Regions from separate parts of the Mus musculus genome. Here all the other regions are linked to region 2. A link is a loop called in an ENCODE intact Hi-C map of the cell type or tissue named here. Cell type or tissue: left cerebral cortex. All regions are shown on one strand.

Region 1 (2,500 bases), 460 kb before region 2:
TCAGGGGTGGGAAACACTGGTGTGTGTGTGTGTGTGTGTGTGTGTGTGTGTGTGTGTGGTCTTCGGGGATGTGTGTGGAGGTTGGGTTTGTGGGGTGTGTGTGTGTGTGTGTGTGTGTGGTCTGTGAGGGGGTGTGTGGAGGTTGTATTGTGTTTTGGAATCCATTTTGAAGAAGATAAACTTCTTTGTGCGGGGGGCGGGGGGTACGAAAGGGCACAGTGGGTGCCCCCTGAGCTCTACAATGTTCACACCCTCACACCGATCCTTCCCCCACACCCGCATGCACCTCACACCCTGCAGAGCTCCACAGCACATGTGTTCACCTGCAGCAGTTCTTATCTGAGGAGAATATGTCCCAAGACACACCACACACACACACACATATACACACACACACACCAGTATTTCCCACCCCTGAAAAATGCACGTGCGTGTGTAGTCATGTGGGGCAGTCAGATACCTTCTCCCTTCCCCAGCACTGGTTTTTCTCATGTGTGGAACGGAGGGTACTAATAGCCACTCTGCAGCCATTTCTCTGAATGATAAATAAGTTAATGACAGGAAACAGCACACAGAGGCTGTAACATTAAAGTTAGAGGGTAGTCAGGTGCTGAGCCAGAACTTGGCATCATTGAAGCTGACGGTCAAGATTTGAGGGGGTCGGTGACAAGCAGATTGAGGAATCTGTAAACAGCCCGTGTACTGGTTCTGAGAGCTCTAAAAAACTGGGTTGAAAATGAGAAACACGGGAGCCATCAAATTGCACCAAGTTGTTTGTTTGTTTGTTTTTTCTAGTGTGAGCCAATCTATTGAGACTTGGACTCTAAATATTACGTTTGAGTCACTCCTGCTTCCTTCCCCTCCACCAACAACCTTGTCTGAGACATATCAGGACTGTGGCTTTTCAGCATCTCCCACCAAACTCTTGTCTCTCATCGTAGGCAGAACAGCCCCTTGCAGGAAAAGACACTAGGTGGCGCCAGACCCTTGCGTTTTCCAGCCGTCAAACACTTCCTTTTCCTGTGAGGTTCTGTTTTCTGAGAGAAGTACTAATCTTGCTAGAGACTTGGGGGCTACTTCAATCCATTCCACAAACATAAATCAACTTCCTATCTGTTGTAGGTAGGCTTCTTATTGCTGTGATAAAACACCATGGTCAAAGCAACTGGGGGAGGAGAGGGTTTATTTGGCCCACCCTTCCATATTTCTGTTCATATTTCAGAGGAAGTCAGAACTCAAAACAGGTCAGGAACCTGGAGGCAGGAGCTGGTGCAGAGGCCACGAAGGGGTGCCCCTTACTGACTTGGATCTTCATGGCTTGCTCAGCCCTTCCTTATAGAGCGTAGGACCACCAGCTCAGGGGTGTCCCACCCACAGTGGGCTGGGCCCTCCCCCACCAATCACTAATTAAGATCATGCCCTACAAGCTTGTTTTAACCTGATCTTATGGAGGCATTTCTCAATTGAGGTTCTCTTCTCTTGGATGACGCTAATCTGTTTCAAGATGATAGAGAACTACCCAGCAAACTGTCTCAGCTCAAGGCACCCTCCTCCCTTGTGCCTCTGCTGCTCCCCACCCCACCCTTTTCAGATGCGGTCATGGAAGGAGGTTACTAGACCTGATGCTGAGACCCTAAGTTCGCTACCAGCTATAAATATATTCCTTTTCAACTTCTGCCATCCCCTGAAGAGCAGGAAGAAAAACACTTTCTTCCTTAGGAGGTGCAGGAGAAAGAAAAGAAAAAGGCGAATCCCTCTATGAGCACAGCTGAGTCTTCTGTCCCCACCGGGTCAGAGCTGCCAGCACAATCTGACCTCAGGCCTTCTTATGCTAGGCCTTGCCCTTCCAGGGGAGCACAGGACCTCATTGTCCCCAGTTCAATTCTGAGCACCTCTTCCAACCTTGAGAGCTCAGTGCTGGGGCTGATGGATTCCAAAGCAGTTTCCTGCTTACATCTGGAGCATTCTCCACACCTGCAGGCACTGTCAGTGAGCAGATAAAGTGATTGACACCCTCAGGCCTCCTTGTCACTGCTGGGGCTTATGTCTGTTTAAAATGAAGCTGTTCATGATGCCCACCAGATCAGGCGGTTAACGGCAGTTTGGGCCAATAGTGTTTCCATTGGCAGTGTCTGTCTGGGTATAGGAAGTCTAATTGTTCATAAGAAAGTCCCAGCCTTCTCTTCCTCACCGCTTACTCTATGGGATTTCCTGTGGTGAGAGACTTTGGACTTTGCAGAGTTGGGGGACAAGTGTGAGGGGAGGCTCCTAGCCTCTCCCACCATGAGGACACAATGAGGAGCCAGCTGTCTCAGACACAGTAGGCCCTCAGAGGACTCTTTTGGGAGCTGAATGTATCTTTCCCCAGACAGCCTGCCCTGTTAACACTGGTGGTTAAATTACAGGTCCTTGCAACCACCAGATATTGGAAAGGGTTTTACTTTAATATTCCCTTGCCTTCTTAAAGACCAGATCACTAGGAAGAAAGCCATTTTCTTTG
Region 2 (2,500 bases):
GTCTCCCTAGGTAATTAAGGGATTGCTGAACGCGCAGAAGGCACTCTTACACACGGGTTAGCCTGCTAACTCTCAGCTCTCACCCTCTGCCACACTTAGATCTTTCCGGAACACATCACACAAACTGCTCACAGGCAGGGCTGCATCTTTTATTATTCACCCAGTGACCGAACACCGACTTCTCCAGACCCCCACCCTAAGGATGCATCCCGATCACAGCTTCTTGCCTTCCCAGCCCCCTCTACCCAATTCCAAATTCCATCGTCGTCGGGGTTGGAAAAAAAAAAAAAGAGTCCACGGCATCCTGGGTTATATGATTTTAACTCTGCCAATCCCAAAGGCTCCAAGTGTCGCAGCTTCCTGCTGGGGAATAGTGACTGAGACATCTCCCTGGGCTACTTAGGTTTGGGGTCGTACCCCCAACCTCCAGTCCCCATGCCTGAGCACCTGAGACAGGGGTTCTCTGTGTAGCCCTGGCTGTGTTGGAATTCGCTGCGTAGACCAGGCTGGCCTGAAACTCCGCGATCTACCTGCTTCTGCCTCCGGAGTTTAAAGGCAAGCGTCACCACGCCCGGCTTTGTTTTTATTTTAAGAACTGAAACAAGTTATCAATTGGAAACTCCCAAGGTATCTCCAGAGAGCTTCCAGAGGCCATTGGGTCTTGAGGTCTCTATGACTTTCGAGCCGTGAGGCTCTGGGGTCGCGATCCCCACAGGGTCCTCCCTATGGTTGTTGGTACTACTCGGTCTGGGACACCCTAGCCGGGGGCGTTCTGGAACCGCTCTGCATTGTTGCATAAACCCTGCTCGTCCCACCTGCGCTGAAGTTAGCCTCATCTCAGGCTCGGCTAAATTCTCCACTAGACAGATGCGAGCAGGATAAGAAACGTAATCGGGAAGGGGCCCGGGATGCAGGCGCCGTATTTAAAGAACACATACAAACACACTTGCAATATCCCTGGTCAGTCGCTCCCCCAGGCGGCGGCGCAGCGCCCTCTGGAGGCAGAGCGTGGCCTTGCAATCCCTGCACGCCTGAGAGCTGTGCGCCAGAGCCAGGGGAACCTGAAGCTTTTGGAGAAACTGCAACAGCTTGGGGAAGGGAGTGAAAGTGTCCAGTAAGTTCTGAGAAACGCCAAGGACAAAGGAAAGGGGTCTTCATAAAGACAGGCTTTCTGTGTTTAGCTCTGGCTGTCCTAGAACACCAAATGGCCCCAAACTCAGAGATCTACCTGCTTCTGCCTCCTAAGTGTTGGGCCATCCTTCAGGGCTCCTCCTTCCATTTTCAATGAATCCCTGAAATCTTCCCGACACAGTGCCACCCGTTACCTACAGTTTGATGTTATTTATTTGTTTGTTTGTTTGTTTGTTTGTTTGTTTATTTTTAAATGCAGGTAGTCTTGCTATGTTGCCTAGGGGTCTTGAAATCGTGTTCTCAAGCAATCCTTCGTCCGCATCCTCTGGAGTAGCCTGGACTCCATGCTTGTGCTCTGGGATGGTGACATTTAACAGTCATGTTTAACCATCGTTGTACTTACAATACCAGTGCAATTTAAAGGTCCCCACCTTCTGGCCACCTTCTATTTTCTTGCTGGTTTTGAGTGTGCTTGTCCCTTGTGGCCCCTACACATTTCTCTGCCTTTCTCACGCGCAGTCACTAAAATGTAGACTATTAACATGCCCATCCCAGTCCAGAGCCTGCAGTTGCCCACTGGCATGTCTGGACCTCTCCTATGGCACTCAGGACCCCAGGGGATCCGTAGGGGGCTCTCTCAGTTCTTTTTTGTACTTCAGTCTGGCAGGATGCAGCCACCCCGCTAGCTGAGGCCCCTCTTCCCCTGTTAACAGGTGCTCATTGCTCTCAGCCTCCTCTCTATCTGGAATTTCTCTTCTCTGGCCACTCCACACTGAACTCAGGCAGGCTCTCCTTGCCTTCCCTCTGAGTCCCTCTTTATTCCATTTATGCCTGGTGGGAATACCTCCAACTTCACACCTTCCTTCTCTTTCGTGTGCTTTCCTGCTGTATCAGTTTTGTATTGCCACACAATCAGGCCACCGCCCCTTGGCTTAAACTGTAGCTTCAAACAATAAACATTTATTTGCTCCAGAGTCTGCGGGCCAGCTGGTGAGCCTTCCAGCCTGCCTCTGCTACAGCTTGCTGATGTGTCACGTGGTGAACTGGCAGGACACGGCTGGTGCTTGGCTGTCACCTAAGGTGAAACCGTGACTGGATCACATGTGCCCCATTCAACAGCCTGGGTCTCTCTCAGGCTTCTTTCCATTGCCAAAGATGTAAGTGCAAAAGCTAGCTACAAGACTTCTTGAACCCCGGGCTTGGAACTGAGACATGCTTACATATTCAGGGAGGTTAAGTCACAAGGCCAAGTCAGACATGGGATTGAGCAAAGACACTTCAACTCCTGCTACAAAGGAGCTATGGAAGACAGCAGCTGCAGTCTAAAGAGATGGTTCAGCCATTAAAGGCTAAGGTTCACACCAAAAGG
Region 3 (2,500 bases), 290 kb before region 2:
AAAATGCTGGAATGCTGGCATCCCAGGCTTAAGTGCAGAAGTGTGAGGCTCACTATGAGCTCTGAGAGGGAAGAGAATTGGTATGGTTAGAGTATCCATCCAGAGAGAGCAGGGAACTTCACCAGCAGTCTTCTGGGGGCTCTGTTGTTAGTGAATACTTAGAGAAGGGACAGCCATGAGAGCAGCCTTAGAGTGGAAGGGACAGGGATTGGATTTCAGACACTAAAGAAAACTTGGAAAGTCCCTGAGGTACAGCAACAGGGTGAAACTCCTTCATTCTTCCAGTGAATAAGCATTGAGCTTCTATCTTCCAGTGTCTTCTCCTATTGCTTTCTTTGGGCTCCTAAAGTCTTTATTGTAGAGGTAGTTCATCTACTTCATTAAATTTAAAAATAGTGGACATGGTGACACATACCTGTAATCACAGCACTTGGGTGGTAGAGATAGGGGATCAGTTCAAGATCCTCTTTAGTTTACAGGCTGAGAACTAGCCTGGGTTATAGGAGAACCTGGTTCAAAATAAAAGTAGAAAACCAGGGGTTTTCCCTCTGTGTTGTGTGTGATGCAGGTTTCTCTACTTAAGGTATGATTCACAGAGCCTCCCCCCTGGAAGAGCTTTTAGAGGTCAAAGAAATTTGAGTGTCTAAGAGGTAAACAATAGCACTACAATGTAACATTTGACTAAAAGGGGTAATATAAGTATAAACTTTACTATTTATTATGATTTCAGTTGTTTAACAAGGCTGAATAGGAGAAAAAATTAGAAGTGGTCAGGCGTTTTTCTTTTCTTGATGCCAAATGTCATAATCACATGTAAGAGTATCCAATTACAGGTAGGTTGATTGTGCTCCCAAGTCATTTGAACAAATAGCTACTCAGCTTCCATGGATTTAAAAAAAAAAAAATTAAGTAAACAGAGTTAGCCTCTTCACTTACCTAACAAAGATAATCATTTGGTAATCATATAATTTGTGAAATCGGGAAGATACTTTCCCAAACTGCACGGTTTCCTTTTAATGTTTAGAATCACTATATTAAACATTTTTGATTGGTTTAAATTATTTGAAAATCATCATTCAAACGTTTCCTTCGGATCTTAGTCAGTACTTATTTGGTAGATTTATCAAGTGAAAACAAACATATGTTTGTCTGAAATAAATTAATTTTCAGTTTTACACGCATTTTTTTTTACTTTCATTCTCAGACAATAAACATGTTTTACAGTGACATACTTTTTTTTTTTAATTTGCACACGAGCTACACCAGCAGGGGGCGAAATACAAAAGGAATAAATTTGACAAGCCATATAGATTTTTCTCACTTCAGTGACTGGCCAATAACAAAAATATTCAGCATAACCACAAAGCAGCAATGCAGTCTCTGTTATCTTGCAATGACTGAATTGTGAGGAGACAAATGAGGGTCTATTTTAGTTCTTCAAGTTAATTTGTCTAGAACATTGCAGAGGCAGGATAAACCATGATGAATTGCTATTGTCCTTATCTTTTTCAACGTGTGTAATTCCTCCAGTCAAAGGGCTAGACAGTTCTCTGAGATGACGGGTGTTTTCAGTCCTTGTTCCTTTCGGTTACTGCTGAGCTTTGCGGTTTGGGAACTATTTTAAATAATTCAGCGTGGGCAGAAAGAGAACCCGGCAGGGCTCAGGGTTTGTAGGGTAGAGTCCAGGGTTCACCGTCTGAGACAGGAATAAAAATCCTGCAGCTTTGTCTGAGTTTTACAGTGGAATGGTTTCTAACAGAGTCATAATAAAGGACGGGGAGATGTTATTAAAAAAAGACCAATTGCTCAGGAACCGATGGAAACAAAAACCTCTTATGACCTCTATTGTATAGAATCGCTCAAATGCACAAGTTGATTGGAAAGATGTATGAAAATGATCATCTTCTCCAAACACCAACACAATTCTGGACTGATTTTTGTAGAAGACCATTTGTTAGTTTGCCTGCTGACTTCTCGTCTTAAGTAGGACAATCACTTCTCGTTTGTTAAATAACAGCTTCCTCTTTTGTTGGCTTACATAAAAAGGGAAGGGAATGAAAGTCTTTTATTCCGGGCAAAAAGGACAAGCTGCTGAATGTTGTCCAGCCGGTTTTTCAGCAGAGATCTGGTTCCGTATTTCCATACGTCTGCAGTTTTATTCCAAGGCGGAACTTAACCCTCTCCCCGGCTCATCGGGAAAGTACTGGGCGGAGAGAAGCTCAGGTCTGTGGCCCGGAGCGCTGCCTCAGAGGGTCGGGAGGGGAGGGAGGACGTCCCCAGCCCACACTTCAGTGAGTACGGAAAAAAGACCGTTTGCCCGCAACCAAAATGGCGAACGTCGTTCCACACGACGGCGCCTGCGCAGAAGTAAGAAGTCTGTGACACTAATTCCCCTGGAGTGTCCTCCCCCACCCCGGCACCCACCAGCGCCCGGCCCCGACCTAGCCACCTGCGCCCGGAAGTGACGTATGGACAGCAGCGGTTCCCCGCTGCATGATGG

Evidence for each region. Hi-C counts contacts between places; a loop is a spot of excess contacts. Peaks named below come from ENCODE experiments on the same cell type or tissue, not always from the same donor. Only the 100,000 strongest peaks of a DNase experiment are listed, where the experiment ranks them.
Region 1: a loop joins it to region 2, with 3 times the contacts of the local background. A loop is called at or near these places in 25 of 42 quality-filtered maps.
Region 3: a loop joins it to region 2, with 7 times the contacts of the local background. A loop is called at or near these places in 18 of 42 quality-filtered maps.

What each region holds. Positions count from the first base shown.
Region 1 is chr11:20,912,617-20,915,116 of GRCm38, reverse strand. All of the region lies in intron 1 of Gm46273 (a long non-coding RNA gene), which reads left to right. Among named protein-coding and RNA genes, the nearest start is that of Gm32293, 3.4 kb to the left of the region's middle. In left cerebral cortex, a CTCF peak has its summit at 969 (motif pointing right); DNase peaks (open chromatin) are centred at 708 and 974.
Region 2 is chr11:20,453,671-20,456,170 of GRCm38, reverse strand. It overlaps Gm39606 (a long non-coding RNA gene), which reads right to left. Exons shown (of 2, transcript XR_872284.2): 2 at 136-2,500. Among named protein-coding and RNA genes, the nearest start is that of Gm39606, 1.8 kb to the right of the region's middle. In left cerebral cortex, a CTCF peak has its summit at 990 (motif pointing left); DNase peaks (open chromatin) are centred at 161 and 950; H3K4me3 peaks cover 1,014 bases.
Region 3 is chr11:20,741,581-20,744,080 of GRCm38, reverse strand. Gm46272 (predicted gene, 46272) reads right to left here. Exons shown (of 1, transcript NR_168691.1): 1 at 692-2,500. It also overlaps a transcript of Aftph not described here. Among named protein-coding and RNA genes, the nearest start is that of Aftph, 1.3 kb to the right of the region's middle. In left cerebral cortex, a CTCF peak has its summit at 1,271 (motif pointing right); DNase peaks (open chromatin) are centred at 1,325, 1,550 and 2,375; H3K4me3 peaks cover 1,518 bases; H3K27ac peaks cover 1,577 bases.